2 separate regions of the Homo sapiens genome follow, and region 1 is linked to region 2. Evidence: read pairs that join two places in POLR2A ChIA-PET (ENCODE). Cell type or tissue: Panc1. All regions are shown on one strand.

Evidence for each region. ChIA-PET counts read pairs that join two places held together with the same protein. Peaks named below come from ENCODE experiments on the same cell type or tissue, not always from the same donor. Only the 100,000 strongest peaks of a DNase experiment are listed, where the experiment ranks them.
Region 1: POLR2A ChIA-PET joins it to region 2 with 10 read pairs; 4 of 35 experiments call an interaction of 5 or more read pairs at or near these places.

Annotation. Positions count from the first base shown.
Region 1 is chr2:232,623,275-232,631,274 of GRCh38, reverse strand. It overlaps a transcript of EFHD1 not described here. Among named protein-coding and RNA genes, the nearest start is that of EFHD1, 6.3 kb to the left of the region's middle. In Panc1, no CTCF peak of the experiment used is centred here; no DNase peak of the experiment used is centred here; H3K27ac peaks cover 1,438 bases.
Region 2 is chr2:232,535,042-232,543,041 of GRCh38, reverse strand. It overlaps CHRND (cholinergic receptor nicotinic delta subunit), which reads right to left. Exons shown (of 12, transcript NM_000751.3): 12 at 6,378-7,912. The coding sequence ends at 7,730. It overlaps CHRNG (cholinergic receptor nicotinic gamma subunit), which reads right to left and starts at 3,350. Exons shown (of 12, transcript NM_005199.5): 1 at 3,240-3,350; 2 at 2,911-3,050; 3 at 2,617-2,661; 4 at 2,331-2,440; 5 at 1,513-1,668; 6 at 522-619; 7 at 1-160. The coding sequence starts at 3,294. RefSeq lists enhancers at 1,469-1,528, 7,358-7,877. In Panc1, no CTCF peak of the experiment used is centred here; no DNase peak of the experiment used is centred here.

The DNA.
Region 1 (8,000 bases), 88 kb before region 2:
GAGAGAGAGAGAAACTTTGCATGAGTAGGTAATACAATTTTTTTTTTAAGACGGAGTTTTGCTCTTGTTGCCCAGGCTGAAGTGCAGTGGTGCGATCTCGGCTCACTGCAACCTCTGCCTCCCAGGTTCAAGCGATTCACCTGCCTCAGCCTCCCAAGTAGCTGGGATTACAGGCACCCACCACCAAGCCCAGCTAATATTTTATATTTTTAGTAGAGACGGGGTTTCACCATGTTGGCCAGGCTGGTTTTGAACTCCTGGCCCCAAGGAATCCACCTGTCTTGGCTTCCCAAAGTGCTAGGATTACAGGCATGAGCTACTGTGCCCGGCCAGTAATAGAATTTTTAAACCATTTTTTACATGCTGAAATTTACAACAGTTAGTGTTAAAAAAATCTAACAGCTCTTTTTATTTATGAATATAATGTTGAAAATTTTTTAAATTAAAAATGACTTTTTTTCTTTTCTTTCTTTCTTTTTTTTTTTTTTTTAATAGAGATGAGATCTCTCTATGTTGCCCAGGCAGGTCTTGAACTCCTGGGCTCAATTGATCCTATTTGCCTAGGCCTCCCAAAGTGCTGGGATTACAGGGGTGAGCCACGGTGCCCAGCCTTGAAAATTCTGAAATTAATGGGAGTGGATTGTGAACAAAATTTCACTTTTTCATTGAAGTGTTTCCAAATGAGGGAGTGCTTTTAGATAATGCGCTTGCATACTGTGAGCAGTCACCTGGTGCCTCTCAAAAGGCACATCATCTGCAAGGGGCAAAGATTGAGGGCTGTGTCCACCAGGCACCCAGCCTAGACAGAACGCCCTCTGAGCTATGTCCCGCCCCTGAGGGAAAATAGCACAGGCCCACAGTATTCACCAGGCAACACCTGGCCACCCCTCAGAATGAAGTGTTAGTATCTCACTAGTGACAATTCCAGGTGGTCACCGTTACGGCCACAGCCCAAAGCCTGTTCTCCTTCTCCTCTTTTCCGATGTCCAGTCGGGCACCTGACAAAGACTCAAACATGCTTGCTGGGCCGGCTGTGGTGGCTCACACCTATAATCCCAGCACTTTGGGAGGCTGAGGCAGGTGGAACATTTGAGGTGAGGAGTGCAAGACCAGCCTAGACAACATGGTGACAGCCCGCCTCTACTAAAAACACAAAAATTAGCTGGACATGGTGGCATGTGCCTGTAGTCCCAGCTACCTGGGAGGCAGAGGTGGGAGAATCGCTTGAACCTGGGAGGTGGAGATTGCAGTGAGCCAAGATCGAGCCATTGCACTCCAGCCTGGGCGACAGAGACCCTGTCTCAAACAAACAAACAAACAAACAAAAAACATGCTTGTTGAATCATGGGCCAATATCAATCTTACTGTACAAATATGACCCATGTTTTGTAAAACAAATATCTATATATGGAAAAAAAAAACTAAAGGGGGCAAATTATTAACAGTTATAAATGCTAAGAGTCCAGATAATTTTCATTTTCATTTTTTAAATTCTCATTTTTTTTTGGCCGGGCGTGGTGGCTCATGCCTATAATCCCAGCACTTTGGGAGGCCGAGGCGGGTGGATCACCTGAGGTCAGGAGTTCGAGACCAGCCTGGCCAACATGGTGAAACCCCATCTCTACTAAAAATACAACCGTTAGCCGGGCGTGGTGACACGCACCTGTAGTCCCAGGTACTCGGGAGGCTGAGGCAGAAGAATCGCTTGAACTCGGGAGGCGGAGGTTGCAGTGAGCCAAGATGGCACCACTGCACTCCAGCCTGGGAGACAGAGTGAGACTCCATATGAAAAAAAAAAGAAAAAGAAAATCTCATTTTTCTGAATTTCCTACAATGAATGTATAAAACTGTAATCAGAAAATGAAACTTCTTGTTTATAGTGAAGAAGAATGGAGGGCGGATGTTTTGCTGTAGAGCAGCTGAAAATGTTTTGTCTGTGTCATCCCATGAGCTCATTTATTTCACTAACATTCTGGGGTGGCCAAAGGAGGTTCTGCCTTTCCCAGGGAAAATAAAATCATTGTTTTCACTCCAAGACTTCTTGTTCAGTTCTATTGCTGTGTAACAAACCATCCCTGAAGGTAGCGGCTTCAAACATTTATTTTGCTCACAGATGTCCAATTTGGGCAGAGTTTTGTGGGGAAATCTCTGCTCTAATACACTTATCAAAAGCAGGGGGCTGTGCTAAGGCTGGAGGCAAGAACCACCTGCAGACTCCCTCCCTCACATGTCCCAGGATCCGTGCCGGCTCCAGCTGGGCCCTTCACTGGGGCTGTTGGCTGAAACACCCACACGTGGCCTCTCCACGTGGCCTGGGCTTCCTCTCAACATGGTCACTAGGCTCCAAGGGTAGGCTTTCCAAGAGGGAGAGTCCGGTAGCAGCTGTATCACCTTTTGTGATGTAGCCTCAGAAGTCACATAGCTGAACTCTATAGGCCAAGCCAGTGACAAAGGGGAGGGAGCATAGTTCGAGGAGAGGGATCATAGACCCCTACCTCTCCAGGGAGAAATTGTGGCCATTTTTTGGATGTTATAATCTGCCTGCCCGCCCTCTGAAAATCCCTGCAGAATTGAGTCAGAATGGAGATTTGAGTCTCAAATCCCTGCGGAATTGAGTCCATTTCTGTGGCATCTGGACAAGAAAAGATTTCTCTTTCAGCCCCGATAGGTCAGTACGGGCCTCTGAGTCCTGTGGGAAAGTCTGATCTGCAAGTCACAAAGAAGTCAGAATGAACTAAATTCCAGAAAGGGAAGAGCAAAACCCCAGGGCTGCTTTCATCCCTAGAGGTATTCCCTCCCACTTGTTTTTGGATTGTCAACTTCTTTCTTGAACAAGTCAAAATTTCAGGATTTTGATTTGTTTTAGAGCAAAAGGTTTTGACTTTTATAAACATTGTTAAGCATTTCATGTCATGGCCAGGCACAGTGGCTCACATGTGTAATCCCAGCACTTTGGGAGGTCAAGGTAGGTAGATCATCTGAGGTCAAGAGTTCAAGACCAGCCTGGCCAACACGGTGAAACCCCGTCTCTACTAAACATACAAAAATTAGCTGGCCTTGGTGGCAGGTGCCTGTAATCCCAGCTACTCAGGAGGCTGAGGCAGGAGAATCACTTGAACCTGGGAGGCAGAGGTTGCAGTAAGCCGAGATCACGTCACTGTACTCCAACCTGGGCGACAGAGTGAGACTCCATCTCAAATAAATAAATAAATGTAAATAAATAAAACATTGTTAAGCACTTCATTTTGGTGCAGAGTCTTCATTCCATGTTTCTTCCTGCCGTGCCTCATTAAATTGTAAATATTCTAACATTAGATAGTGACGATGGTTTTACAACTCTGGAAATACACCAAAAACCACTGAATTGTACACTTCAAAATGATTAGTTTTACAAAAAAATAACAAACAAAAAAAGGATGAGTTTTATGATAAGTGAATTATATCTCCATAAATCTTAGTTTAAAAATAATATAATAATAAGCCATTACATATTAACATAAATAACATTGATAAGAAGAGAGAAGAGAGGCATTGTTTTACATTTTTGCAAGTATCTTTTGCAAATATAGAAGACATTTGCAAAAATTTCTTTTGCAAATGTCTTCTACATCTGGCTTAATAGAAGATAGTTAGATATCACATCTGCTCCTGCATTTGATTTGTTGCAATTTGTTTTGTTTGAAGTATATGAAGAAAATCCAATCTTCCACAGGTCGCTGGAAATACAGTTGGATATATAGCTGAAAAAAGGGAGGTGTCATTTAATAGGCTTTTCAGATAATGGTGGATATTCTTCTTTGATATGACACCAAAGCTTAGGCAAGTAGTGATTTCTTGAGGTTTAGTTGCAATGTGGAAACTGAAAGTACATGAACAAACTTTACGTACTCTGTTTCAGAAAAATCTGTTGCTCTGTCTTGCACATTTAAGATCCATGACCTATGCATATTTTTGTACCATTGGCTATGTTGACATATTTTACTTACATGATATTAAAGTTTTCCAAAATTCTAGTTTTTTTTTTTTTTCTGTTTGTGTTTTTTTAAGACAGGGTTTCATTCTGTCACAAAGGCTAGAGTACAATGGCACAATCATAGCTCACTGCAGCCTCAAACTCCTGGGGTTAAGTGATCCTCCTACCTCAGCCTCCCTAGTAGCTGGGACTACAGGTGTGTGCCACCACAACTGGCTAATTAAAAAAAAAAAAAAATATATATATATATATATATATATATATAGAGAGAGAGAGAGAGAGAGAGACAGGATCTCACTATGTTGCCCAGGCTGGTCTTGAACTTGGGGCTCAAGTGATTCTCCTGCCTTGACCTCCCAAAGTGCTGGGATTACAGGCAAGAGCCATCATGCTCGGCCCAAAATTCTAGTTTTTCTCTGAAGCTCACATTTTATTGTTATTGGAAAGTACTATCAATTGTTTACCTTGAAGTGACAGGCTCACTTTGTTCATTGTTCTAGACAGTGTCTCTGAATACCCAACTGTGAATAGCCATGGATTGTCAGCTGTGCTTCCAGGCAAAATTCATGTTTCCTGAAAGGGGAGCTAGTTCAGCTCACAAACAACAGCACAAATGCTTTTCTCAAGATGACTAACAGACTTTCATCTGCAGCAGAAGGGCTTTATGTTCACTTTCCATCCATTACACCAAATATTAAAAAGGTGTGTACTTAAGGATCAAAATTTATAAATAAATAAATTAATTAATTAATTTTAGGCAAGTTATCATTCTGTCACCCAAGCTGGGGTGCAGTGGCTCAATATTGGCTCACTGCAACCTCCACCTCCCGGGTTCAAGCAATTCTCATGCCTCAGCTTCCAGAGTAGCTGGGATTATAGGCATGCACCACCACGCCCAGCTAATTTTTTTGTATTTTTTATAGAGGTGAGGTTTCACCATGTTGGCCAGGCTGGTCTTGAACTCCTGATCTCAAGTGATCCGCCTGCCTCAGCCTCCCAAAGTGCTGGGATTGCAAGCGTGAGCCAACATGCCCAGCCTCAAAATTTAATAAAATTAAAAACTATTTTCCTGCTTCATCAAGGATATATATATATTTTTTTCTTTTTTTGGACACAAGGTCTTGTTCTGTCACCCAGGCTGGAGTGCGGTGTTGTGATCATGGCTCACTGCAGCCTCAACCTCCCGGGATCAAGCAATCCTCCTACCTTAGCCTCCCAAGTAGCTGGGACTACAGACAGGTACATGCCACCAACCTGGCTAATTTTTGTATTTTTGTAGAGACGTGGTCTTGCCATGTTGCCTAGGTTGATCTGGAACCTTGAGCTCAAGCAATCCTCCCGCCGCAGCCTCCCAAAATGCTGGGATTACAGGTGTGAGTCACCACGTCCAGCCTCAAGGACATTCTTAAATGCAATTAATTTTTTTTTAAATGAGGAGTGTATGATGGTGAAGAGTACAATAACTCCTGGTATAGTTTGATGCCACTGCCTTAATTCAGGCTAAGGTGATGTCAGGTTTACCCACCATTCCTTTCGCATCATGGGTACAAATGTCAACACATTGAAAAAGGCAAATACTGTCTTAGTATTATGAAAATGGTTCTCAGAGGTATGTGGAGCACTTTGAGGAATCATTAATCTACCTTATTTCTTTTACTGGCAGCTGAGTATTCTGTTCTCTGTGTGTAGCATCCGTTAACTAACCTGTCCCTGTTGGTGGACATTCAAGGTCATTTCTATATTTTGTTATCTACACAGTATTGCAAAGAGCAGAGGGTAGACTCCCATCCTAAGCGGCTTTTGGGTTGGAAGTTGAAAAATCTCATATATTCAGGCATGCATATATTGCTTCAATCAACAAATAGGAAGTCAGACCGGGTACGGTGGCTTGCCCTGCACTTTGGGAGGCCAATGTCGGAGGATTGTTTGAGCCTAGGAGTTCAAGACCAGTCCTGGGCAACATAGCGAGATCCCATCTCTGCCAAAAAAAAAAAAAAATGTTTAAATTAGCCAGGCATGGTGGTGCGTTCCTGTAGTCCCAGCTACTCCGGAGGCTGAGGTGGGAGGATTGCTTGAGCCTAAGAGATCAAAGCCGCAGTGAGCTGTGATTGCGCCACTGCACTCCAGCCTGGGCGACAGAGTGAGACTTTGTCTCAAAAAACAAACAAACAAATATGAACCCAGTACCAGCAAAATAATACAAAATCCCTGCCTTTATGGCCCACATTCTAATGGGGGAAACAGATAGTCAACAAAATAAATAAAAATCTAGCTTGGATGATAAGTACTAAGATAAAAATAAGTCAGAAAAGCATCTAAGAAAAGTGTGTCGGGAGTGGTGGGGCAAGTTGTAATTTTAGGTAAAATGACCAGGAGGGGCATCATGGAGTCGGTGACATTTAAATCATGACCAGCAGAAAGTGAGGGGGTCTAACAGTGAATTGAGGGCTAGAACTGAAAAACAGAGGCTGTAAGCGTGGAGCTCCTCCTTTTTTGCCAGCATCTTCTGGCAATTGTGTCCTTTCCTCTAATTCTTTCCCTATAGATGTTTCTAGATAGCCCTCAATGACTTCACCTTTCCTCCAGGGATGTCTCCTCAAGGGCAAGTTTCAAGCCTTTGTTTACATTTGGGAAACCCTTAAAGTGATTCACACAACTTTCCCCGGCTTGGCTGCCAGTGCCCAGTGGATAGCCCCCAGGCACTAGCTAAATGCGGTTCTCCCCATCTCTTTTATTAGCACAGACTGTGTAAATGAATCCCAGCAAGCCAGACACAAGGGTGCCCCCTGGCATAGGCCCTGGAGCCCCTGTGTTGGCACAGCTGCTGGAGAAATTCCTGGCAGAGAATCAGAGAATCAGGCATCAAGAATAGGGGAGCTTTTAAACTTAGACTCCAGGCGCCAAGCCAGACCCACAGGCTCTAACCCCCAGGTGAGGCCTGGTTCCCAAAGCCCCCTGTGGCTCCTGTCATCCATGTCTGTGGTCTGGGGGGCAAGCTGGGGCTGGGGGACTTTAGGGACTTGATAGGGAGCACCCCCAGGGGGCTGATTAGCAAAGACCTGGGTTCCCTGGGTAGGCTCAGCTCCCCACAGGCTCAGAGAATCAAGAGAACAACAAAGGATTCCAAAATAAAGAAAACATCAGTCTTATTCCTCACCCGACAGGAGCAGCAAAAAACCTATGAGTCCTAAACGGCTGCAGGGAGGGAGAGCAGACCCCACCCCCACAGCCCTGGGCATGGCTATAAGAAGATGACCCACCTGGCCCCATCTTGTCCCCACCCATGCCCTTCAGGGGCTGGCACCGCCCTAGGAAGCTCCATCCTCCCAGCTGTCTGCCCCTACATCTGGTCGGTCAACTCTTGGTTCTGGCCCCTGGGGCGATTCTGCTCTCTCTTCCCCTTCTCTGCACAGGCCTGCACACAGCTCTCACCTGGGGGGCCAGGAGGCAATGCTTTCCTCTGAAGGAGCTCAGCCCTCTGCCCACTTGTCCTCCCTTCACTCACGCAGGCAGGAAGGACTGGTCGAAGACAGCGCTGTCCAACAGAAATAGAATGAGCTATTTCTTTTTTTTCTTTCTTTCTTTCTTCTTCTTCTTCTTCTTCTTCTTTTTTTTTTTTTTTTTTTTTGGACAGAGACTCACTCTGTCGCCCAGGCTGGAGTGCAATGGCATAATCTTGGCTCACTTACAACCTCTGCCTCTCGGGTTCAAGCGATTCTCCTGTCTCTGCCTCCTGAGAAGCTGGGATTACAGGCACCTGCCACCACACCTGGCTAATTTTTGTATTTTTAGTAGAGACGCGGTTTCACTGTGTTGGCCAGGCTGGTCTCGAACTCCTGGCTTCAGGTGATCCACCCGCCTCGGCCTCCCAAAGTGCTAGGATTACAGGCATGAGCCACAATACCCGGCCTCAGAATGAGCAATTTCATTTGTAATTTTGAATTGAAAATTTTCTAGGCCGGGTGCCGTGACTCACACCAGTAATCCCAGCACTTTGGGAGACTGAAGTGGGAGGATGGATTGTGTC
Region 2 (8,000 bases):
ATGAGCACACAGGGGGCGATGATGTTGATGACGTAGAAGAGGGGCTTGCGCTGGATGAGCAGGTAGAACACCACCTTCTGGTGGCCTGCTTCCTGGGCTGGCGCCGCTGGGTCCAGGAGCATCTTGGCTGGTCGGTGCTGGATGGCCCACTCCCCATTCTCTGCGGGCAGGCAGGCAGGCAGGAGTGGGCACAAGAAGCGTGAGCTAGGCAGATCCCTGCAGCCGAGTGACCCAGCTGCAAGGGCAGCATGTGCCCTAAGGAGCACCAGCAGGGGAGGCACCCTTGAGGGACAGAAGTGGGGTGGGAGATTGGATGCTCGAGCCTCTTCTAAAATTGGAGACATTATCATGAGGAAAGTCAGAGCTTTGTTGGACGTTTTAAAAAGCATATTTTATGGTTTGCTGTAGTTTTCATTTTGAGTTACATGGGAGGGATTTGACCTTGGTCCAGCCTTGACCACAGCTGGGTCCAGCAGGAGCCCTGGATGAGGCTGCCTGGGGAGCCCTTGGGTGGGGGTTACCTGTGAAGGCCTCAGGGTCAATGAAAATCCACTCGATGGTCTGGCCATCTTCCTGACTCAGCTGCAGATCAATCTCATTGGTGCTGTAAGTCTGGGACCTGGGAGTCACCGAGGAAAGAGGCTAAATGTGAGCGGGTGGACCTGCCACGACTGCATGGGGATGACCTTCTGGGGACAAGTGTGGGCAGCTTTTCTTCAACAAAATGCAGCCCCACGCTTCTGAGTTCTCTATAAAACCCCACTGGCGAGATATGGAGAGCAGGAGGACCTAGGGCTCTTTGGGGTCAGGAAGATGGAGTTGAAGGCCCAGGAGGCTGCAGGGCCCTCACCTGGCTGATGGGCCCAGGGTCACTCTGCATTTGTCTCTCCCACTGCTGTCTGGCAGGAGGGGCTGATGATGGCAATGTAGAAAACACATGCCTACCTCAGGAGGACCCCCGTGTCTACAGAGGGGAGTCTCCCTGCCAGGTTTGCTCATGGAAAGACTGCTCCTCTAAGGTACAGGAGAACCCTCCCCCGGGCCCTCCTCCCCACACTTAGGTTTGAGGAAACAGACCCAGAGACCCCCAGGGGTGGCTTGGTTGCATACATGCTTCCGCTGGATTCCCTGCCAGGGCCCCTCTCTCACAGGACAGCCCTGCCTCCCTGTGGGCCTGGAGTGTGCAGTGGTTTCGTGTGTGCGCAGACACGCATCTTGTGTGCATGTGTGCCTTCTCACCCACGCACCCCAGGCGTGAATGTCTCCCCTTGGAGCACAGGTGAGGAAACTGAGGCAGTAAAGGATGAGTGAGGGGACTCGGGCTTAGCAGGGAGAGCTTGGGCACCTTCAGGTGTCTTAGCCTGAGATGGGCACAGAGGCCCAGGGGAGATGGAGCCAGGCCTCTAGGTGCTGCCAGAGCCAAGGCCAGAAGCCTTGCCCAGGCCTTACCCCACCACTGCCCAGGCCCCTCTGAGAGCAGCTCTCTTAATCCTCCCCAATAAATGGCCTCACTGGAAGATAAGGGAGCAGTTCTGCCAGTCGAAGGGGAAGTAGGTGACTGAGATAGAGCAGGCGGAACGGAAGATGGCAGGCGGCAGCCAGTAGATACAGCCGTCAGGGGACACGAGCACATTGCAGTAGAGGGCCACCTCGAAGACACCGTCCACGCTGTATGCACAGAACAGGCCAGGCCACGAGGCTGTGGGCTCAGCCCCCGACACCCCAGCCCCAGACCAGCCCCTGTGCCCCATGTGGATAGGGGCCTGGGGACACCAGTCCCTACCAGCCTGTCACCCCCTGACTGGTTCCCACCCGGACCACTAGGTCCCCCCAGCAATCCTCCTGCCACCCCCCGCCCCAGACAGACTTCCTCAGGCACCACCTCCTAATTTCTGCTTATCTTACTCTCTCTTGTTTTAATCATAATAATAATAATAATAATAATAGTCATAATAGCGACTAATGTGTTAAGCCCACACCATGTGCCAGCCCCCGAGTGATGCACTTTTCATGCCTGTCTTGTTGACTCTCGCCAGCTTCTATAGGACCCGTCAGCGGCCCCATGTTACAGGGAAGGGAGCAGCCCACCCAGGTGGCCCAGCCCAGAGGAGATGGAGCCTGGCGTAGGGTCTGCTCTGCTGGCCCTGGGGTCAGAGGGCATACCCAGGGCCCTGCCCTCGGCACCTGCTCCATCCAGTTCTTCCCTAGCCCCACAGGTGCCCGATTTGCACCCTCTGCTCATCTTTCTCTTTTCCCAGAGTGCCTTGTTCTGCTGGGCCCAGACCCTGTGTCCTTTGTCCCCCACACCCCTGCCTGCACCCCCTCCTCACTTGTTCTCCAGCACGATATCCGGCCGCCACACCATGGTGGACGGCACCCTCAGCACCCACAGGCCTTCGTAGTCTCGCGGATCCCAGCGCAGGCGATAGTCGCACCACTGCTGCAGGGGGAGGGGCAGTTGCTAGGCCTCTGCCCTCTGCTGCACCACAGCCCTAGGAGTGGGCATCCAGCCCAAGAGGACAGAAGAGGCAGGAACGGGGCAGGCAACTCTCAGGAGGCCTTGGGGTGGTGGGGTGGGACCCCTGATGGAAGGAGGGTGGCAGGGTGGCCTCTTACCATCTCTATCCAGACATTGGTGGTGAGGGCTTCCTCTCGCTCGTTCTGGGGGTGCAAGGGTGTAGTATGGAGGGCTCAGCCCCCGACTTCAGTGCCAGTCCCCACAGGCCACCAATGGGGCCAAGCATCCCCCAGCCTCTTGATAGTACTCCCCCCACAACCATGGGGGTTTTCCAGACCCCAGCCTGTCCGATTTAGGGCCCTCCAACCTCTTGGTGGCTGGAGCCACCCCATGCTATCCCCAGCAGGTCCCAGGGCGTGGTGCGCTGACCCCTCCTCCGTCCTGCGGCTTACCAGGGAGATGAGGTTGGTGAGGGTTAGCTTCAGGCTGACATTGACCACATCCGAGTCTCGTTCCGCGGGCCGCAGGTTGGGGTCGTAGTTTTGCATCAGGTCTGCGAGCAGGCGCTCCTCCTGGTTCCGGCCCTGGGCCCCTGCAATAGACAGGCGTGAGCCTAGCAGGAGCTTGGAGGTGGAAAGAGCGGGGAGGCCCTGGGGGTGTGAAGTGGGGACTCAGGGAACTGGGTCCAGGGCAGGCCCCAATACCCCTCAGACCCTCCATCCCCTGAGGCTGTGGACCCCAGCTCTGGGACTCCCCAGGCTGAGATTCCTTTGTGTCCCACCCAGGCAGACAGCCAGCAGCAGCAGGAGGAGCAGCGGCCCCTGGCCCCCATGCATGGTGCCTCAGCTCTCTGCAGTGACAGGGGTGGGACAACAGCTCCAAGGTCTGGGGCAGAGAGAGATGGGCTCTGGGTGTCATATAACAGCCTACACTCCCACCCCAGCCAGCCCAGCCAGCCCGGCCAGCCTGGCCCAGCCCCACCAGCTGTCTGACCACAGCGTTGTCAGCTGTTCCAGGATGGACACAATGCTGGGCTCAGGTTACCTGGGCTGGAGAGGGGAGACAGGGGCCCCGTCTGCCCCAAAAGAGACATCCACCTTCCAGCCCCAACTCGGGCTCAGTTGTCCCAGCCTCACCTCCATGTTCCACATGGGGGGCAAGGACAGCCAGGGCCAGCTGGGTGTGGTAGGGAAGGCAGGTCGCCGAGGAACCTGACAGCGGCTCCAGAGAGGGCTGAGGTGGACTGCCTCCTACTCCCTCCAGGGAGTCAGGATTTGGGTGGGTGTGAAGGCTGTTGGGTAGGCATGTGAGGGTTTTTGTGTTTGTTTGTTTGTTTGTTTTTTGCTGGAGTGCAGTGGTGCGATCTTGGCTCACTACAACCTCCACCTTGATTCTTCTACTTCAGCCTTCTGAGTAGCTGGGACTACTGGCATGCGCCAACACGCCTGGCTAATTTTTCTTCTTCTTCTTCTTTTTTCTTTTTTGTATTTTTAGTAGAGACGGGGTTTCACCATGTTGGCCAGGCCAGTCTTGGAACTCCTGAACTCAAGTGATCCACCCATCTTGGCCTGCCACTGGGCATCCCCCTCACTGGGCATCCCCCTCACTCGGCCTCCCCCTCACTCGGCATCCCCCTCACTCAGCATCCCTCTCCCTGAACTTCCCCCTCGCTGACCTTCCCCCTCACTGGGCTTCCCTTTCCCTGAGCTTCCTCCTCCCAGAGCTTCCCCCTCCCTGAGCTTCTCCCTCCCTAAGCTTCCCCCTCACTGGGCTTCCCTTTCCCTGAGCTTCCTCCTCTCTGAGCTTCCTCCTCCCTGAGCTTCCCCCTTCCTGAGCTTCCCCCTCCCTGGGCATCCCCCCCACTGAGCTTCTCTCTGTGTGGCCCACTTTTCCTGGAATTTACAAAGCCCTCGTTTCCTTCTCACTTCTGAGAGCCTTGCCTTTCCATTTTGCCCTCTGGTCCCCCTAGATGCAGTTTTCTTATCCTCTTTTGCAGACCAGTTTCTCTCCACCTCTTTACTCTCCTCCATGCCCACATTTTACCAAATTCAATGGCCTCCATGATCAGGAAGCACTGCCAAACAGTGGACCACCTGTCCCTGCATCCCCTACCCTCCACCCTCCTGTTTTCTCCCTTTCTCTGCTCTGGGAGAGATGGCCTAGAAGCCTTCTTGGTGTTCTCCGAAGGGTAAATCATCAATGAGGAATGGAAGTTTCTTGCAGGGGTTACGTGTGCAGGGACAGGACCCATTCAGAGAAAATCATCTGTAGAATTGTCTAACACTACTTCTCCTTTGCCACCCTCTGTTATAATGGCTGGTAGAGCAAGATACTCATTTCCTAGTCTCCCTTCAGATAGGCTAGCCATGTGATGTTTTGACCTGCGGGATGTCTACTGGAGCTTTATGGAAAAGTTGTTTTTTTTTTTTTCTTTGAGTTGGAGTTTCACTCTTGTCGCCAAGGCTGGAGTACAATGACTTGATCTCGGCTCACTGCAACCTCTGCCTCCTGGGTTCAAGCGATTCTCTTGCCTCAGCCGCCTGAGTAGCTGGGATTACAGGCGGGCGCCACCAAGCCCATCTAATTTTTGTATTTTTAGTAGAGAGGGGGTTTCACCATGTTCGTCAGGCTGGTCTTGAACTCTTGACCTTAGGTGATCCAGCCGCCTCAGCCTCCCAAAGTGCTGTGATTACAGGCGTGAGCCACTGTGCCCGGCCTATGGAAAAGTTTTGCTTCTTGATGAAAGGGGTCAGAAATGGCTGGCCCTTTTCTGCCTGAACATAGGTGCTAAGTGTGCAGCTGTGGCTGTCAGCTCACAAACTGGGGCCAACAGGTCTGAGGACAGAAGCCAACTTGCCATGGAGGCAGGGCTGGGCAGATGGCAAAATGCCTGGGTCCCTGATAGCTTTGTTAGACAGCCGAGCCAACATGATCACCTCCGCCTCCCTATTATTACTATGTGAGAAAAAGGAAACCTTATGTGTTTAAGCTACAATTCCTTCAGCTTTCTGTTCCTTGCAGGCCAGTGTATTACTGATTCACTGTCCATTGAAAGAGAGAGGGTAGCCCTGTTGGTCTGGAGAGAGTAAGGAACACTCTCTGGCTTCCCGGAAAGCTGTGCCTGTGAGCATGGCTTCCTGGGGACAGAAGATGGAGTTCTATGTCAGTCAGAGTGGACCAGTCCTGACAGCACCACCGTGCTGGGGGAGTGGGTGCCTCTGGTGGAAACTGTGGTGACCCTGGGAGCCTGTGCAGGAGGCACCCCCCCGGTTTTGTGTGACATTTTGGGGTTGTCTTCTCTGGAAGTCCACAGCCACTTGAGCAGGGCCTAATAGAACTGAGGACTCACCTGGTGGTTGAACCAAGACCTGCTGCCAGCAGCGCCACCATGAGGCAGAGAGAAGCAAAGACTGTGGCTGAGGGCCCTAGACTCTCTGTGCACAAGACGGACCCTCCCTGAGTTGATGGGCTATTCCTGGGGAAGTCTCAGATTTCCTGCTCACCTGACAGGTGTGAGAACAAACTGGCTTTCCTATTTAGACAGGACAATTAAAGATTTGTACCTTGAATTTTGTGAATAGTTCATGCTGGAAGGCAGAAGTTACTAGGGTCAGTTTTGGTTTTAAATGGTTTTTCTTTTTCCTTGGTTACATCTAAACATTAAAAATCTCACCTTCTGTATATCTGAGTTAATGAGGTCACCAATTCCCCCCTGAGGGAAATGGGTTAAATCACCACCCATTAAATGTGCAGGTCACATGAAAATGCTCCTACTAGAAATTCAATTTTCACAACACCCCATGACTAGGACTTACTAGACACACATTTTGCAGATTAGAAGATGGAAGGTGAGGAGTGAGATGAGGAGCAGCTCACTCAAGGTCACATTGCTGGTGTAACAAATGACACCAAAACGTTGTCACTTAAAACAACACACATTTATTATCTCACACAGTTTCTGGGGGTCAGGAATCCAGGAGTCACTTAGCTGGTGGTTCTGGCTTAGGGACTTTCATGGGGCTGCACATAAGATGTCTACTGGGCTGTGATCTCATCCGAAGGCCCTACTGGGGCAGAGGATCCACTTCCACATTCACTCACGTGGCTGTTGGCAGGAGGCCTTAGTTCCTTGCCATGTGGGCCTCTCCATAGGGCTCCTTAACATGCCAGCTGGCTTCCCCAAAGTGAGAGATCCAACTGATGTGAGAATGAGGGCTAATGAGCAAGAAAGAGGCCATAGTGTCTTTCCTAACCAAATCTGGGAAGTGAGGTACCATCACTTCTGCCTCATTCTATTGGTTACCCAGACCCACCCTGGTACAGAGTGAGGGGACTGCACAAGGGTGTGAATACTGGGCATCACTGGGGCCATCTTGGAGGTGGACCACCATACAAACAGACCCTTGTCTCCCAATTCCTGCAGCCTTGGCCTTTGGCCCTCAGGATAAGATTGAGTGGAGGCTGCCTTTGGGATAGGGTTGCTAGATTTAGCAAATAAAAATAGGGGACAAATTTCAGAGAAACAACGAATGATTTTTTAGAATATGTATGCCCCAAATAATGCATGACAACCCTAATTTGGAGAGGAGTAGGTGCTGGGGGGCAGGGACCCTTTGGGGAGAGGTGCTGCGTTCTGGTCCTCTAGGATTGTGTGTGCAACCTCAGGCTGACCCCAAGTCTTTGTGGATGTCGATCCTGACCTTTCCACTCCAGTCCTCAACTTCCCAAAGGGACCTAGGCAGAGAGGTCAAGGCAGAAAGAGCTAGGAAAGGATACTCTGGGGTCTGGAGGGAGGGAGGTGTCCTCAACCTCAGTCCCAGGTGAGGCCTCAGAAGCCTGAGGTTGAAGGGTAGGTAGGAAGAGGGAGGCTGGAGGGGCCAGAGAGTGAAGGCGCAGATTCCTGCCTGCTCTACCCCACACCTTGGGGGAGGAGAAGCAGAGAAGGGGCCCTATCTGTCTCACCCCTATCAGAGCTCTCCCCCTGAGGCCACCCTGAGTGGCCTCCTCCCTGGCCCCTGAGCCAGCCTCGGGCCTCCCCCCAAATCGTCCTGCCCACCCACTGTAGCCGATGTCCACCCTCAGACCATCTCGGGTGGCCCCTGTCTTGATTTCAGGGGAGCCATTGAGCATTGAGGAGTGGCTGCTCCCTCCCTTCCTTGGACTCTTCCCCAGTCTGAGGGGCACGAGCCTCAGGGCTAGGAGTGGGTGTCATTAGGGACTGTGGCTCCTCTCTCAGACCCTGCTGTCTCCTGGCTCCCCAACAGGCCCACCCTAGATGAAGCGCTTGTCCTGCACGTTGTAGGAGTAGGGGTCCCCAGGAAAAGGCTGGGGTGGTGGCTGGTTGTAAACGCCCTGCAGGAAGATCCAGGCTGTGCCCACCACCATGACAGGCGTCACCACAAACAGGCAGAGGCGGTCCACTGTGCGGGCCACTCGGTTCCAGCTGTCTTTCTCCTGTGGGTAGGGGCAGAGAGAGTGGGGTGAGAAGGGCCTCAGGCCACAAAGCCCCACCCCCAAGCTGGGGCCCAGCCATGGAGGCAGA